Regions from separate parts of the Homo sapiens genome. Here region 1 is linked to region 2. The links are chromatin loops, found by intact Hi-C in ENCODE. Cell type or tissue: MCF 10A. All regions are shown on one strand. Links, peaks and the distances in the headings refer to the core of each region. The heading gives the core; the rest is flanking DNA.

Region 1 (10,924 bases), core at 1,458-9,457, 1.0 Mb after region 2:
AACAGCTTACTCTCTGGGGGTTTTATTCCTTTTTTTTTTTTTTTTTTTTGAGACGGAATTTTGCTCTTGTTGCCCAGGCTGGAGTACAATGGCAAGATCTCGGCTCACCACAACCTCCGCCTCCCAGGTTCAAGCGATTATCCTGCCTCAGCCTCCTGAGTAGCTGGGATTACAGGCATGCACCACCACACCCAGTTAACTTTGTATTTTTAGTAGAGACGGGGTTTCTCCATGTTGGTCAGGCTGGTCTGGAACTCCCAACCTCAGGTGATCCGCCTGCCTCAGCCTCCCAAAGTGCTGGGATTACAGGCGTGAGCCCCCGCGCCCCGCCATATTCTTATTCAAAGAAAATGAGGGCGGACGCAGTGGCTCAAGCCTGTAATCTCAGCACTTTGGGAGGCCAAGGAGGGTGGATCACGAGGTCAAGAGATCGAGACCATCCTGGCTAACACGGTGAAACCCCGTCTCTACTAAAAGAAAAAATACAAAAAAATTAGCCGGGCGTGGTGGCGGGCGCCTGTAGTCCCAGCTACTCAGGAGGCTAAGGCAGGAGAATGGCATGAACCCAGGAGGCAGAGATTGTAGTGAGCCGAGATCGCGCCACTACACGCCAACCTGGGCGACAGAGTGAGACTCCGGCTCAAAAAAAAAAAAAAAGAAAAGAGAATGAGAAGCAAGATGATGAAGTGGTAGAGTCCTTGAATGACAAACACTAATGAACCAGGGCTTCTGCAGCAGGCCCTGTGCTGGGCATATTGGTACAATGCTTTCAACATGGCTTGCCTAACTCTTCTGGTGTGCAGCGTGCCTGGAGAATTGCTAGATTTAACCCAAGACCCCAGTTATCAACTTTTAGAAAAAATCTTGGAATCAGATTACAGAAAACGAAACAAAATGGTGCTCAAAATTATACCCCAAGAGGCCAGGCGCAGTGACTCACGCCTGTAATCCTTGCACTTTGGGAGGCTGAGGCGGACAGATCAACTGAAGTCAGGAGTTTAAGACCAGCCTGGCCAACATGATGAAACTCCATCTCTACTAAAAATACAAAAATTAGCCAGGCGTGGTGATGTATGCCTGTAATCCCAGCTACCCAGGAAGCTGAGGAAAGAGAATCGCTGAAACCCAGGAGGTGGAGGCTGCAGTGAGCCGAGGTCGCACCACTGCACTCCAGCCTAGGTGACAGAGCAAAACTCCGTTTCCAAAAAAAAAAAAAAAAATAGACAACAACAACAAAAAATTATACCCCAAAAGTTTCACTACACCCCTTTAGTCACCAGTTTCCAGGCTAAGTCTGAACAAGGAGCAGTTGTTTTCCTCTCTTCAACACCTTGAAAAAGCAAATGACAGCAGAGACAGAGTTGCATCATCAGTATTATTTCATCAACTGCTTCTCAAGAATTTCAGAAAGCAGGCTATAACCAGACTCATGGGATGAGTCACGTGGCATTTGCTCTTGTCATTAAGAGTCAGAATGTTTGCTAAAACAGCCATAGCCTGAGTCATCACTTTACAGAATGTCACACGAATAATGCCCAGGAATAAAGAACATTGATTCTCTTTCTTTCACTCCCTGGAAAATACAGCCTTTATAGTGGGGTTATAAGGTACGTGAGAGAGCTACTTCATTAAGTTATTTTTTATTGTAGATTAAATGTTTGAGGTTACTTTTACTTATTGCTGGCCTAAATAATGTCCCACACTGCAATCCTGTCCTTTTTCTAGCTAACTACCTGATCGTGACTTTTCCTTGTTTTGAAGAGAGAAAGTCTTCTAAATGTCCCAAATTGTGGTGTTTTGTGAGTATTTACACATCCTTTGCCAAGAATCTTCATAAGCAAAATATGTGTGGCCCTACAAAGAAAATAGAGCTTTCTATTTTTGATCAATGAGTACTGCATAATTCAGTTAAACTCAACTGAGTTTAATCCAACAAATATTTATTATCTATTCTAGGTTTAAAGTGTACTAAGCTCTAGTGGGGAAAGAGTGTTTCTGTCTTCAAGAAACACAGAACAGTAGGAAAGAAAGACATACACCCGTGAAACAAATTATTAGCTTTACATGATAAATGTCATTCTTTCATTCAACAAAAATATTAAATATTTTCCATGAATCAGAGCCTGTGCGGAGTAGGAACCAGGGATACAAAATTAAATGAAATAGCCTCTGCTTTCAAGGTGCACACAATCAAATGGAGAAACACAGACAAGTAAACAATAGTTACATTAGACTGTGATGAGCGATGATAACAGCAGAAATGGGACCAAAGAGTTGGCAGAGGGGTCTGGGAGGCTTACAGAAAACTTCAGAGAGGAAATGACTTCTGAGAGTTCCCACTAAAAGGAAACAGAGGCAAAGCATGGTGGCTCATGCCTGTAATCCCAGCACTTCGAGAAGCCATGAGGGGCAGATTACTTGAGGCCAGGAGTTCGAGACCAGCCAGGCCAACATGGCGAAACCCCATCTCTACTAAAAATACAAAAATTAGCTGGGAGTGGTGCCTCACACTTGTAATCCCAGCTACTTGGGAGGCTGAGGCACAAGAATCACTTGAACCCAGGAGGCGGAGCTTGCAGTGAGACGAGATCGCACCACTGCACTCCGGCCTGGGCGACAAAGCCAGACTGTCTCTAAAATAAAGAAAAAGAAAACTGTGTTCCAGCATTCATCTGTTGAAATAGGATCACCCCTAATCCCACTAAACCTCTTCAATTTCGACTTGACTCCTTACTTTGATTTGGAATGTTTAAAGAAAAGGTCCTGGCCGGGCGCAGTGGCTCACGCCTGTAATCCCAGCACTTTGGGAGGCTGAGGCGAGTGGATCACCTGAGGTCAGGAGTTCGAGACCAGCCTGACCAACATGGAGAAACCCATCTCTACAAAAAAAAAAAAAATACAAAAACTTAGCCAGGTGTGGTGGTGCATGTCTGTAATCCCAGCTCCTCAGGAGGCTGAGGCAGGAGAATCACTTGAACCCAGGAGGCGGAGGTTGCAGTGAGCCAAGATTGTGCCATTGCACTCTAGCCTGGGCAACAAGAGTGAAACTCTGTCTCAAAAAAAAAGAAAAGAAAAGAAAAGGTCCTAATTGGGGCTCAATTTTTACCCTTTGTTACTGAATTAAGACATATCTCCACTATATTTGTAGGCTTGATTGTTTTTAAATTAATTATGCATTGAAAAGTCTAAAAAAGCTACTATCTTTTAGTTCTTTAAGAAATCTCCACACTGTTTTCCACACTGGTTGTACTAGTTTACATTCCTACCAGCAGTGTAAAAGTGTTCCCTTTACACCATATCCATGCCAACATCTATTTTTTTTTTATTATGGTTATTCTTGCAGGAGTAAGATGGTATCACACTGTGGTTTTGATTTGCATTTCCCTGATCATTAGTGATGTTGAAGATTTTTTCATGTTTGTTGGTCATTTGTATATCTTCTTTTGAAAATTGTCTTTTCATGTCCTTAGCCCACTTTTTGATGGGATTGTTTGGCGTTTTATTGCTGATTTGTTTGAGTTCCTTGTAGAAAGGTTCTGGATATTAGTCCTTTGTTGGAAGTATAGATTGCAAAGATTTTCTCCCATTCTGTGGGCTATTTACTCTGCTCATTGTTTCTTTGGCTGTGCAGAAGCTTTTTAGTTTAAGTCCCATCTATTTATCTTTGTTTTTGTTGCATTTGCTTTTGGGTTCTTGGTGATTAAGTCTTTGCCTAAGCCAATGCCTATAAGGGTTTTTCCAATGTTATCTTCTAGAGTTTTTATGATTTCAGGTCTTAGATTTAAGTCCTTGATCCATCTTGAGATGATTTTTGTAGAAGATGAGAGATGAGAATCCAGTTTTATTCTTCTACATGTGGCTTGCCAATTATCCCTGCACCATTTGTTGAATAGGGTGTCCTTTCCTCCACTTTATGTTTTTGTTTGGTTTGTCAAAGATCAGTTGGCTGTAAGTATTTGGGCTTATTTCTGGGTTCTCTATTCTGTTCCATTGGTCTATGTGCCTATTATTAAGCCAGTACAATGCTGTTTTGGTGACTATGGCCTTATAGCATAGTTTGAAGTCAAGTAAAGTGATGCCTCCAGATTTGTTCTTTTTGCTTTGTCTTGCTTTGGCTATGCAGGCTCATTTTTAGTTCCATATGAATTTTAGGATTGTTTTTTCTAGTTCTGTGAAAAATAATGGTGATATTTTGATGGAAATTGCATTGAATTTGTAATTGTTTTGGCAGTATGGTCATTTTCATAATATTGATTATATCCATCCATGAGCGTGGGATGTATTTCCATTTGTTTGTGTTGTTTATTATTTCTTTCAGCAGTGTTTTGTAGTTTTCCTTGAAGAGTTCTTTTGACTCCTTGGTTAGGTATATTCCTAAGTATTTTATTTTATTTTTGCAGTTATTATAAAAGGGATTGAGTTCTTGATTTGATTATTATCTTGGTTGCTCTTGGTATATACCAGAGCTACTGATTTGTGTACCTTAATTTTGTACCCTGAAACTTTGCTGAATTCATTTTCAGTTCTAGGAGCTTTTTGGAGGAGTCTTTAGGGTTTTCTAGGTATACAATCATATTATCAGCAGTGACAGTTTGACTTCCTCTTTACTAAATTGGATGCCCTTTATTTCTTTCTCCTGTCTGATTGCTCTGTCTAGAACTTCCAGTACAATGTTGAATAGAAGTGGTAAGAGTGGGCATTCTTGTCTTGTTCCAGTTCTCAGGAGGAATGCTTTCAACTTTTCCCCATTCAGTATAATGTTGGCTGTACTTAATTATACATTTAGTATAATTAAGATATGTCCCTTCTGTGCCAATTTTACTGAGGGTTTTAATCATAAAGAGATGCTGGATTTTGTCAAATGCTTTTTCTGCATCTATTGAGATGATCAGGTGATTTTTATTTTTAATTCTGTTTATGTGGTGTATCACATTTATTGACTTGAGTATGTTAAACCATCCCTGCATCCCTGGTATGAAACACACTTGATAATGATGGACTATCTTTTCAATATGCTGTTGGATTCAGTTAGCTAGTATTTTGTTAAGGATTTTTGCATCTATCTTCATCAGGGATATTGGTCTGTAGTTTTCTTTTTTTGTTATGTCCTTTCCTGATTTGGGTATTAGGGTGATACTGGCTTGTATGATTTAGGGAGGATTCCCTCTTTCTCTATTTGTAGAACAGTGTCAGTAGGAATTTGATCCAGCAATCCCACTACTGGCTATCTACCCAGAAAAAAAGGAGTCATTATATGAAAAAGATACTTGCACACACATGTTTATAGCAGCACAATTCACAATTGCAAAAATATGCAACCAGCCCTAATGCCCATCAATCAACACATGGATAAAGAAATTGTATAGATACACCATGAAATACTACTCAGCCATAAAAAGGAACAAAATAATGGTATTTGCAGCAACCTGGATGGAATTGGAGACCATTATTCTAAGTGAAGTAACTCAGGAATGGGAAACCAAACATTGTATGTTCTCACTCATAAGTGGGAGCTAAGCTATGAGGACGCAAAGGCATAAGAATGATATAATGGACTCTGGGGATTTGGGGGAAAGGAATGGGGGGGGTGAGGGATACAAGACAACAAACTGGGCACCTTGTATACTTCTCAGGTGATGGGTACACCAAAATCTCAGCAATCACCACTAAAGAAGTTACTCATATAAGCAAACATCGCCTGTTCCCCAAAAACCTATGGAAATAATTCTTTTTTTTTTTTTTTTTTTTTTTTTTTTTGAGACAGAGTCTCACTCTGTTGCCCAGGCTGGAGTGCAGTGGTGTGATCTCGGCTCACTGCAACCTCCACCTCCCAGGTTCAAGTGATTCTGCTGCCTCAGCCTCCTGAATAGCTGAAATTACAGGTACACGCCACCATGCCCAGCAAATTTTTGTATTTTTAGTAGAGACAGGATTTCACCATGTTGGCCAGGCTGGTCTCGAACTCCTGACATCAGGTAATCCACCGACCTTGGCCTCCCAAAGTGCTGAGATTACAGGCGTGAGCCACCTCGCCCGGCTGGAAATAATTTTTTTAAAGGCTACTATCTGAACTCTGAAGACCACTTCCTCCAGTCCCATCTGCAATTCAGCCATCCATCCCTGTGCTGCAGCTGTCTACAATCATTCCTAATATTAAGCACCCTTGCTTAAGGGCAGACAGAGACATTTTCAGATTTTTTAAAGAATTTATCATTAGGAATAGTTATGTGGTTCCAGATCTATCCTCTTGGGAGATTCAAAAGTTGTTTGTTTGTTTGTTTGTTTGTTTTTACTTTAAATCCTGCTCATGAGTTTTAAAAAATGGCTTCTTAGGTGCAAGTTCATAGCTAAATGATTGAGAGTGCCACCTGCCGGGAACACCTGAAATTCCTGGACTTGCATATTGAATTGCAAGTTTCCTGGACCCAAAGCATTTGAATCAAACTGAGACCCTCTGGTTACAAATGAGGACTCAGTCTCTACGGCTACAGAATTTGCATTTTAAAACAGTTTTGGGGTGCCTTGAGGTTTAAGAAACAAATGTCTTAGTTCCCAAACTTGCCTGATAAGAATCACCCGGGAATTTTTGTTTGTTTGAGACAGCGTCTCATTCTGTCCCACCCCAGAGTGTAGAGACACAATCGTAGCTCACTGCAGCCTTCAATTCCTGGGCTCAAGCGATCCTCCCACCTGAGCCTCCCAAGTAGCTAGGACTAAAAGCACCCAACACCACGCCCTCCTGATTTTTGTATTTTTCTTTTGTAGAGATGGAGTCTTGCTATATTGACAAGCTGGTTTTGAACTCCTGGGCTCAAGTGATCCTCTGGCCTTGGCCTCCCAAAGTGCTGGGATTACAGACATGAGCCACTGTGCCCAGCCAGAATGCTTGTTTAAAATATTTTTACTCCGGATCACATTACAGACTTACTGAATTCGTATTTCCAAGAAAGGTGCCTGGGACTTGAGATTTGTATAAAACCATCAGATGAATATTAAAAGCTGAAATAGATTCTCTATACCAGGGTAGAAGAGCACAATTGTTGATTTTGTTTTTTTTTTAAGCAGATAATTGATAACTAGAATATGAAACATCTAGGTCTGGGAATATGGCAACACTACCACAATCAAGTTGTCCCTGGATTCTCTGTCCCATAATTCAGCTCTGTGGTCTTAAGTGCCAGCCCCTTCCCTAAAATTCTTGCCATTAAACCCCAGGCTCCCAGGCTGGGCAGGGTGGCTCAAGCCTATAATCTCAGCACTTTGGAAAACCGGGGGGGGGTGGGGGGGGCGTGGATCACCTGAGGTCAGGAGTTCGAGACCAGCCTGGCCAACATGGTGAAGCCAGGTCACTATTAAAATACAAAGATTAGCTGGGCGTGGTGGCGGGCGCTTGTAGTCGCAGCTAATCGGGAGGCTGAAGCAGGAGACTTGCTTGAACCTGGGAGGTGGAGGTTGCAGTGAGCCAAGATCACACCACTGCACTCCAACCTGAGCGACAGCAGGAGACTCCATCAAAACACACACACACACACACACACACACACACACACACACACAATCAAAAAAACTCCCAGGCTCCCAGTGGCTTCCTCTGATACCAGCTAACACATTTGTGATGCCAACTGCCTGACAGGCAGAGCTCCTGTTGGAAAGCCCTCCTACAACCTATCTTGTTTGCTTTGTGAACGGTTTTATTAGGTTGGTGCAAAAGTAATTGCGGTTTAGCCATTACTTTCAATGGCAAAAGCCACAATTACTTCTGCACTTACCCCAATTTTTTTTTTTTTTTTTTTTTTGAGCCGGATTCTCCTGCTGTTGCCCAGTCTGGAGTGCAGTGGCGCGATCTCGGCTCACTGCAAGCTCCGCCTCCCGGGTTCACGCCATTCTCCTGCTTCAGCCTCCCGAGTAGCTGGGACTACAGGCCCCCACCACCACGCCTGGCTAATTTTTTGTATTTTTAGTAGAGACGGAGTTTCACAGTGTTAGCACTTACCCCGATTTTCTCCTGTGAAGCAATGTCCTAGGTTTGGAACTACCTTTGGGATCGCATTGTGTCCAAAAGAACCAAATTCCAGCTTTGGGCAATGGTCAGATACTGAAACTGACCAGTCCTAATATCTATCTGGATTTGGTCCAAGGTCCTGCCCTATCACAACTACTTGAGCGAACACATAAGATGTGTCATTGTCTTCATAAGACACAGAAGATAGTCATTGTCTTCTCTTCTTCAAGTTAAATAAAAAGTCCCAGTTACTTTAAAATAGCCTGTGGTATTTGAAAAAAAAAAAAAAAAAACTCTCTGCACAGTTAAGCCCAGGACCAGGATAGCATGGGTTACAAGAAATACAAACAGAGCCTTAAATATTGTAGGTCATGAGTATAGTAGAGGGAGAAACAGAATGCAAAATTTCCCAAAGTTAACCACAAAATTCAATTCTTTTTTTTCTTTTCTTTTTTCTTTTTTTTTTTTTTTGTAGGCCATCTCATGAGACTAGCCATCCTGCGGAACATACCTTGGGGAAGTATTTTTTTCTTCTTCTTTATAACCATTTTGGGGCTTTGTTTTGAATTGTCTGTGTTTTTCTTTAGTCGTGAGATTCAGAACAAATACCTGTGTCAGGAATGGGCTAATCTAGGTTGCACAGGATGGAGGAGACTTTACAGTTTCCACACCATTGGTTTCTTTTTCAACAACTGAGTGTTCTGTTTGATCAACTTCAAAGCAGCTCTGCTAACCATAACACTCCTGTTTACCACGTTTCTCAGCTTTCCTTGCATTCCACAGTATTTCCTTCCTTATGTTTGACCCATTTCTCCCCCAGATGTACCAACCCGCATAGTGAGTCAAAGAACTGACAATGGCTTTTGGTCAGTGGTTTTCCAGTAGCTCTGCAAAGTTTTGGGCTTCCACTGAGTTTCTCAGAAGCTGCCTGAAAATTCATGAATTGGCTCTAGACCCTTCCACCCACAACCCCAAATCAAGCTTTCTGCTTCTTTGTATTTCATATCAAGGCCTGTGTAAGACTGGAAAAAGGGATTTCTCAACTCGGCAATTTGAAAACGACTCATTTAAGTTATCACCTGTTCTCAGGCATATTATGTTAAGTGTCCAAAGAACAACCCAGATGGTTTTCATAATACCGCGATGTAGCAAGCAATGCTTTTGAAATCATCTCTGTGCTCCCTGCTTAGTGACTCTCTAACCCTTGCAGGAGGAGCTATGGAAGCCCCACTTCATCCCAGATTCTGAGACAAGCCTGGCACCTGTCAGCAAATAGTTAAGGAGTTCCCAAACCAGTAAGTTAAGGAGTCCCAAACCAGTAAGTGCCTCAGAGATTCAGGACGTGATTACGCTGCCTGCTACTCCTGACCTGGCTCTGAAAACCTTGTGTCCAAACCCCCGCCTGGAAACCCACAGTCCCAATAACTGAGTCCCTGTCTTGACTCTCTGCACCATCCTTCAGTTCCTACAGGCTCAGCCTTTCCTTGCCCCCTCCCCCAAGGTTTTGGAAATTAGAGTCTTCTACCAGCCACTCTGGTAGGGGCCTGTTTGCTGAATGCTATTTACCACCCGTGTTCTTATCAGTTGCCAGGGCTAGGCACTGTTTGATGTCTGGTTCTGAGCCATTTCTGGTTTGATCTGCTCTCCACCCTGACCTTCCCACTCATCTAAGCAGCTTATTGTCTCTGCCAAGCCCAGACTTAGATTGTCTTTAAAAATCCAAATTTATGGCCAGGTGCAGTGGCTTACACCTGTAATCCCAGCCTTTTGGGAGGCCGAGGAGGGTGGATCACCTGAGGTCGGGAGTTTGAGACCAGCCTGACCAACATGGAGAAACCCTGTCTCTACTAAAAATACAAAATTAGCTGGGCATGGTGGCGCATGCCTGTAATCCTAGCTACTCGGGAGGCGGAGGCAGGAGAATCGCTTGAACCCGGGAGGCGGAGGTTGCAGTGAGCTGACATCATGCCATTGCACTCCAGCTTGGACAACAAGAGTGAAACTCCATCTCAAAAAAAAAAAAAAAAAAGAAAAAAAAAACAAATTTATATGTATCTATGTAAATAGAGGGGCCTCCTCTTCCCTGAGCCTTGAACAGACAGCAGACCCTGGACCTTGCATACATAGGAGCTGGTTCTATGTCCCCAGGACTTGTCTGCCTTTAGCTACCCTTAGGGACAAACCTACCTCCTCACCATGTACTCTCCCACCAATTCAACATGGACTGTGATGTCTTGACAATGGAAGGATGTCTTACTCCTTACACATGGGCTGAGTTCACATCCCATTTAAGACTTTGTATATGCCTTTTCCAAATGGTTTTCTTTGTCCAAGGCCCTAACATTTATCTCCTTTCCTAACATTGCGCTGTGGCGCTGTGACCTAACAATGGGCCACTGTGTTCTGCCATCATTTTGGAAAAACTTCTCTAACAACCATCATTCTTATTTCTCACCTCTTAGGATCATTGGCCTCATTGAGATCTTCACGAAGGCTATAGACCCGTGCTGTCCACTATGGTAGCACTAACTACTTATAGCTATTCAAGTTTAAAATTAAATTAAAGGCTGAGGCAGGAGGATCACTTGAGCTCAGGAGTTCGAGACCAGCCTGGGCAACATGGCAAAATCCTGTCACTATCAAAAATACAAGGAATTAGCTGGGCGTGGTGGCGTGCACCTGTGGTCCCAGCTACTCAGGAGGCTGAGGTGGGAGGACCACTTGAGTTAAGGAGGCAGAGGTTGCAGTAAGCCAAGATCATACCACTGCACTACAGCCTGAGTGACAGTGAGACCCCATCTCAAAAATAATTAATTAATTAAAATTTAAGACTCAGTTCTTCAGTCACAATAGCTAGATTTCAAGTTGCAGCCACAAGTGGTTAGTGGCTTCTGTATTTGATAGCACAGATATGGAACCTTT
Region 2 (8,000 bases), core at 1-8,000:
TGCTCATCATCACTGGCCATCAGAGAAATGCAAATCAAAACCACTATGAGATACCATCTCACACCAGTTAGAATGGCAATCATTAAAAAGTCAGGAAACAACAGGTGCTGGAGAGGATGTGGAGAAACAGGAACACTTTTACACTGTTGGTGGGACTGTAAACTAGTTCAACCATTGTGGAAGTCAGTGTGGCGATTCCTCAGGGATCTAGAACTAGAAATACCATTTGACCCAGCCATCCCATTACTGGGTATATACCCAAATGACTATAAATCATGCTGCTATAAAGACACATGCACACGTATGTTTATTGCAGCATTATTCACAATAGCAAAGACTTGGAACCAACCCAAATGTCCAACAATGATAGACTGGATTAAGAAAATGTGGCACATATACAACATGGAATACTATGCAGCCATAAAAAATGATGAGTTCACGTCCTTTGTAGGGACATGGATGAAATTGGAAATCATCATTCTCAGTAATCTATCGCAAGAACAAAAAACCAAACACCGCATATTCTCACTCATAGGTGGGAATTGAACAATGAGATCACATGGACACAGGAAGGGGAATATCACACTCTGGGGACTGTTGTGGGGTGGGGGGAGGGGGGAGGGATAGCATTGGGAGATATACCTAATGCTAGATGACGAGTTAGTGGGTGCAGCGCACCAGCACGGCACATGTATACATATGTAACTAACCTGCACAATGTGCACATGTACCCTAAAACTTAAAGTATAATTAAAAAAAAAAAAAAAAGAAGTTTGGAGGGACACAAACATTCAGTCCGTAGCAGCCCACCTAGCGTCTAAGACTGTGGCTCAGGTATATTCGGAGCTTTGCTTCTTCCCACCCAGTATGGAAGCTTTAGGAGACTTGCCTGCTGCCTGCTTTACCTGTGTTTGTCACCTCCCCATGGGCCTCTCCTTCCGGGTGCTGGCTATGCTGGGGTCTTGGGGTCTCTTACCTTCCCTTGACTTTGTGCTGCTCCCTTGGACAGTCTTTAGTGGAGGGGTGATGTGGGAAGAGCTACACTTCCCTTTGCTCTCCTGTCCCTTAATTCCCCAGAGCTTCACACATACAATGACTTTATCAAAGATTAAAAAGAGAGGGAGAGAGAGAACCTTAAAAATAGCTATTCTCAGAAGTTAAGAGAAAAAAAAAAAACACTCCTAAACTTTTGACAGGAAGTCACCTGAGAGATTAGCTCTGTGTTGGTGCATGGCTTGAGGTCTGTCCTCCTCAGAGTAAGTGCTCCTCTTTCAGTCCTCCACGGGGCAAACTCCCACTCCTGTCCACAGTGGATCCCCACTGCCCTCCCTACTCAGGGAGAGCCCATTGTTGTTCATTGGGGGGTGTTCCTGAAGTCTGAGTTAATCACTATGGATAGCATGGCCAGGAGCACCAGTGGGGAAGACGCTCTCCTCGGGGGTCTCTGGGATCCTTTGAGCATTGACCCACGCTTAGCACACAGGGCATACAGATCTCCGAGGACACTTGCCTTCCAGACCTACCAAGGAGAGAAATGCTTTTCTAGAAGGCAACATACCTGCAGCTGTATTCTCTGTCTGCCACAGAAGAACAGTTGTCTTTATTGTGCCTTGACCTTTCCTCATCTTTCAGCTGCCATGTCGTGCCCAACGGCTTAACAGTACAACAGAAATGGGACTCAGCACCCAGTACTGTGCCTCTCCAAGCCTCCAGGCCATTTGGCACTGGCCACTCCCACTGACTAGGTCAGACCTACAGGTTTGCTTACCTGGGGTTCCATCCCATCCTTAACTGGTGGGATGGTGGCCTTGCAGCTGACTAGGAGAAACTGAAGGTGGTACAATGGAGTGAATTCTCTAGGAAACAGAAGGGGTCAGCCTACTTGGCCTGTTTTGGCTGGGTCATTTGGTCGTTTTTCTAAAGGCCAAAGTTCATGCTCTTTTGACCAAAGTTAGGGATTTTTTTTTCATCAGGGGAGTTAAATGAGCTATTTGCACTTCCATATTTTTGAAAAGCGGCCTTTCACTCCAGCAGGCTCAGGCTGCCAAATTGGTGTGTCCCCCCATCTGTGGACACCAACATCACAGCCACCCAGAGCAATGGGGCAGATCCCGGTGGTGACTGAGCAGCAGGTTGAGGCTTTGGAGACCCGTTTTGATGTGTCTTTGATCCCTCCACACGTGGCTGAAGGCACGTGGGAGACAGAGTGTGGACCTCAGGCCTTTGCTGCAACATCATGAGAAAACCAGGACTCCCCTGCTGCCTGTAGCTGGTGGGTGGGTAGGAGGAGTTTACTTAAAAAAAAAGTTAGACCCTAGGGTTGGGGCTGGGGTTTGTTCAAGGGCTGGGGCAAAAGGAGGTGATAGAAAGGAGGGAGCTTGAAAATTGCCAAGGGAGGAAGGAAGGGCTCAGTTGAACAGATCAGTCTTTTTCCTTTAGGAGGGGACTGGAGAATGCTCCATCATGGTTACAGAAGAGCTTCAAGGGCCGTGGGACCTTCTTTAGCCATTCTCACCAGCAGAAAGCCACAGGGAAGAAGAGGAAAAGGGTGAAAGAAGCCCAGAGTGATAAAAGGGAGTCTCTATTCTCTCCCATTCTTTAAAACCAGAGCATTTTGAGCAAACCACCATTAAGACACTTGCTTTATTGATTTTTATAAATTTTTATTTGGCTATTTTGGGGATGGGGGGAGACAAAAATCACTGAAGGAAATGTTCAAAGCTGGGAGGAAAAGTGGTTGGTGACTTTTTTCCCACATTTGTAAAACATCCTTTCACATTTTGTCTGAATGCCTATTGCCCGTTGCCAAATCCTAATTCAATTAAAGGTTTAGCAATGAACACCAGTTTAGAATTGTTTTGCCATCTCTGCTCAGGACAATAGGCAGTGGAAAGAAGTGAAGAGGGGGGTGTCAGATGCCACACACTGGGGGATATGGGTGCTATGGGTCACCTGCAGCCATCTAGCTTTAAAATGACCGGGGAAGAGCCTCCTGCATTCACTGTGGGGAGAAGTCAGGAGCTGGGCTGGCCTGTGTCTTCAAAGTGGCAGCTTTAGAAATCAGGAGAGTCTCCTGGGACCAGCTCAAGCTGCAATAAAATGCGGTGCCATTCATGCATTAAACAGATCCTTACAGAGAGGCTGCTGCTCTGCTAGGCGTTAAGGACAGCCCTCTGGAAGACAGATACAGCCACATCTGGCAGCTGCATGGAGGCCAGCAGCCCGAGACCCTGGGTGATGATGCATCTTGGGCTTCTGCCACCTGCTAGCACCACACTCTGACCCAAACCTTCACATGGGACACCTGGCACCAAGAAGGAGGATAGAGATGTTTGAATCTAGGACCAGATACTTACTGGATTAATGACTTGGCCTCTCAGAGCTTCAGGTTCCTCATAGACTCCCACCATAAAGTAGGTATGATAGCACCTATCTTGGACGGTTGTAACGATAGTCATCTGTCATTTGACCAGTGCTGGAACATATAGGTATATAGGTGCTTGGAAAAAGGTGGCTATTTTGAAATATTCTATGATTTAAGCCCTGGTGTGCTTAATACCCCCCTGAAACACCTAAAGTTGAGACTTCAAGATGTATAAAACCTTCCAAATAGATTCATGCCACATTTATCCACCCTCCCTCTCCAAGCATACACATGCACTGCTGAATCTTCCAGAAGGGGAGGTCCTAAGGGTGCCAAGCCTGAACAGATACTGGGAGGAGGACTCGGGGCATTCCCTCCAGACAGTTTTCCCAAGACCCTCCACTGCCATTGGGAAAAAGAGTGTGGGAACCCCGGGAGTCTTAATTTAGGCAGCCAAAGGGTGGGCCTTGGGAGCTCCAGCTCTCTCAGATTTCTGGTCTGGCAAGATGGAGTATGAATAAGAAACTCAGTAAGCATTTAACTGCTGATTGACTCTGGGAATTCCCAATAGTATTCGCAATAGAGAAGGCAGGTCCCCTTCCCCCAAATGTCAGAAGCCGGCTTCCTCCGCCTACTCCTGGTGACTTCCACCGCCCTGGACACATGGGGGCGCTGCAGCCCTACTTTTGCTGGATGCCCTCCCCGTCCGAGTCCTGAAAGACCCTGATTTTCCTCTGTATCTGGGTGAGTTCACATTCTCTGTGTCTTCCTATGTAGAAATCAGCGAAAGCTCAGCAATGTACTTAGAAAATAAAACCAAAAATGTGCACCTTAAACCAGGAAACAAAAACTTACGCAAGCAATGCATTTTTTTAATTGTACAAACACTTAAAAGTATGTGTAAGCAAAAAGAATTCCAAATACCCTGTGAGAATAATATTCAAAACACACACACACACGTGCACAAACACATGGAATGGGACGATAAGGGTGATTTTTATTTATTTATCAAGATAAGGTATCATTCTGCAAACTATTTTGTTATTAGCTTTTTCACTTAAAAATAGCCCTGCTTGCAAGCAGGCTCTGTGGTGCAATGGATAGCGCATTGGACTTCTAGCCTAAATCAAGAGATTCAAAAATAGCCCTGCTAAATATTTGCAATCTTTCCTACGCTCCTTTTTCCCCCAAAGTGACTTTGGATATCCAGAGTTACCAAATCTAGTATTTGAAGTCCTTAGGTTTGAGGGTTGAAAGTGAAAGGCAAGCTGTTTTAATGAAAATTCCTAACTGAAGAGAGCGGAGACTTAAGATGCTTAAATTTTGGTCACACCTGAGCGGTATTTGTTTGCATGGCAGTTAGAAGGCAGGTAATTTGTCCTAAAACTAAAACAGCAGTTAACAACCTTTAAATTCCCTGAGGAGATCCCTTCTTCCCCAACCAAACCTGTTCCCATTTCCTTCTAGACTGGTTGACGGTCAGGTGGGCTGATTGGTTCTCCCTGCTACAGTGGTAGAATTCAGCGCTGTACCTAGGTAAGAAGGGTTTTGGAGGGTGTATGGGAAGGTACACACAGGGTAGAGATGATAGCACAGGCTTTGTGGTCAGACTGGCAATGGTTCAAATCCCAGCTCTGTGACTTCTTGCCCAGGTGGGTGGCCTCAGGCAAATTACTTAATCGCCCAGAGCCTCATTGGTAAAACAGGGTCATAAAACTCTCACAGAATTGTGACTGGCAGATTATAAGCACCCAATGCTCTTTTAGGGGTTCACAAAGTTTTTCTGCAAAGAGCCAGATAGTGCATATTGTAGGCTTTGTGAGCCATACAGTCTGTATCATAATGAGTCAACTCTGCCATTGCATCACAAAAGCAGCCACGGACAGTATGTAAATAAGCGAGCAAGGCTGTGTTCCAATAAAAGTTTATTTACAAAAATAGATGGCAAGCTGGATTTGACCTGTGGACCATGGTTGACTGACCCTGCTCGTGATCATCCCCATCCAACAGAAATATAGCAGAGGCCACAGATAGAATACTAGATTTTCTTGTAGCCACACTATAAAAGGAAAGAGAAACAGGTGAAATTAGTTTTAAGAATAGATTTTATGCCCGGGCGTGGTGGCTCACACCTGTAAGCTCAGCACCATCGGAGGCCGAGGCGGGCAGATCACTTGAGGTCAGGAGTTCCAGACCAGCCTGGCCAACATGGAGAAACCCTTTCTCTACTAAAAATACAAAAATTAGCTGGGTGTGGGGGCTGATGCCTGTACTCCCAGCTACTTTGGAGACTGAGGCAGGAGAATCGCTTGAACCAGGGAGGCGGAAGTTGCAGTGAGCCAAGATTGTGCCATTGCACTCCAGCCTGGGTGATAAGAGTGAAACTCCATCTCAAGAAAAAAAAAAAAAAAAAGAATAGATTTTACTTACCTCAATATATCCAAGTTATGATTGCTTCAACATGTAACTAATATGAAAAATTCCTTAATGAGATGGTACATTTTATTTTTTGGTAATATTTTCAAACTCTGCTGGTATTTTAAACTTATGACACATCTCATTTTGCACTGGTCACATTTCGAGTGGTCAGTAAAACGTAACCTCAATATTGCTTCTCAAACTGCAGGCCAAAACCAATTTAGTGGGTCAAGAAAGCAACTTACTTAAAAAAAATCAAATTTTAAAAATGAAATGGAGGAGAATAGAAACTATCAGGGTACACTACATGTAGGAAGGACATGGGTCGTTTCTTGTACTTTGGTGTGTGAATGCCTGTGTGTGCACGTGCCTGTGTGTGGGTGTGCGCTGAGACATCATGAGAAAAAGAAGACATCTATTTCTTACTGTAGATTGCACACAGACATGTTTGAAACTCATTACTGTACGTGCTAAAGTCAAGTGGGTTTTTTGTTTGTGTTTTTGTCTTTTAGAGCAGGCTAACTGGGGTGTTTAGCTAGTGCTTCACACAGGCTGTGCTGTTGACCGAATAAACATCCAAAACCAGCTAAACCAGTTGCTAAATGTCATAGTGACCATTTAAAAATACAAATCAAAGTTTCAAACTTTAAACTTTATTATCTCTATTCTTAGCTTTAAAGCATGCTCATTTTACAGATAGCAAACAGAAATCCGGAAAAGTGAAATACTTAAGACCCCAAAACCTTGGCTGGGCCCAGTGTCTCATGCTTGTAATCCAACACTCTGGGAGGCTGAGGTGGGAGGATCACTTGAACCCAGGAGTTTGAGACCAGCCTGGGCAATATAGCAAGACCTGGTGTCTACAAGAAAATTTAAGAACAAAAAAGAGGCTGGGCATGGTAGCTCATGCCTGTAATCTCAGCACTTTGGGAGGCTGAGATGGGTGGATCACCTGAGTTCAGGAGTTCAAGACCAGCCTGGACAACATGGTGAACTCTGTCTCTACTAAAAATACAAAAATTAGCCAGACATAGTGGCTCGTGCCTGTAATCCCAGCTACTCCGGAGGCTGAGGCAGGAGAATCGCTTGAACCCGGGAGGCAGAGGTTGCAGTGAGCCACGATCATGCCATTGCACTCCAGCCAGGGTGACAAGAGTGAAGCTCTGTCTCACCAAAAGAAAAATAATAATAAGAAGAAGAAGAAGGAGAAGGAGAAGAAGAAGAAAATACTAATAGTTAAAAACAAAACAAAAAAAAGACCAAAAACCTGAGAAGTAGTTTTGGAACGAGAATGAGGAACTCTGTGAACTCAGCCTTGAGCTCCTTCCTCACCTGCTGGGCTCTCTACCTGGGCATGTGAATGGGAAACTGGGCCAATTCACCCAGTGATTTAAGCATTGAGTCATTTTTTTGCTTGGAATATTTGAATATATGAAATAAAAGTTAAAGAGGTATTGCTTTAAAGCACTTCATTCTCTTATTGATTCTTTTATTGACTCTTCCACAAATATTTTTTTTCCCTCAGTTTTTGGTCATCTACATATTTAGGTTTTTAAAAAATTAAATTAGTTTTGTACTCAGGGGTACATGTGCATGTTTGTTACGTGGGTATATTGCATACTGGTGGGGACTGGACTTCTAGTGTACCCGTTACCCAAATAGTGAACATCGCATCAAATAGGTAATTATTCAACCCTCACTCCCAGCCCCTTTTGGAGTCCCCGGTGTTTATTATTTCATCTCTATGTCCACGTGTACCCAGTGATTAGCTACCACTTATAAGTGACAACATGTGATATTTGGTTTTGTGCTTCTGAATTAGTTCATTTAGGGTAATTCCACCTGCTCATGCTTTCTGAGCATCCGAAGGTGTATCCTGCTGGGAAACAAATGTGAAGGAGGCATAGGCTCTACATGCTCACAATCTGGGGTAGGGTGTTATCTTTCAATAAAAACATGTCTGAGTGGGGCATGGTGGCTCATGCCTGTAATCCCAGCACTTTGGGAGGCCGAGGCGGGAGGATCACTTGAGTCCAAGAGTTTAAGACCAGCCTGGGCAACATAGGGAGACTTTGTCTCTATAAAAAATACAAAAATTTAAACAGGCATGGAGGCACACACCTGTAGTCCCAGCTACTTGGAGATTGGGGCAGGAGGATGGCTTGAGCCTGGGAGGTCAAGGTTGCAGTGAGCTGTGATCACACCACTGTACTCCAGT

Evidence for each region. Peaks named below come from ENCODE experiments on the same cell type or tissue, not always from the same donor. Only the 100,000 strongest peaks of a DNase experiment are listed, where the experiment ranks them.
Region 1: it touches region 2 in a loop (11-fold over the local background); 4 of 110 quality-filtered maps call a loop at or near these places.

Annotation. Positions count from the first base shown.
Region 1 is chr11:34,362,162-34,373,085 of GRCh38, reverse strand. No RefSeq gene overlaps it. Among named protein-coding and RNA genes, the nearest start is that of ABTB2, 9.6 kb to the right of the region's middle. RefSeq lists a cis regulatory region at 1,249-1,624. In MCF 10A, for the core only: a CTCF peak has its summit at 6,395 (motif pointing left); a DNase peak (open chromatin) is centred at 6,365.
Region 2 is chr11:35,388,440-35,396,439 of GRCh38, reverse strand. All of the region lies in intron 1 of SLC1A2 (solute carrier family 1 member 2), which reads left to right. Among named protein-coding and RNA genes, the nearest start is that of SLC1A2-AS2, 27 kb to the left of the region's middle. In MCF 10A, for the core only: a CTCF peak has its summit at 4,015 (motif pointing right); DNase peaks (open chromatin) are centred at 4,039 and 5,219.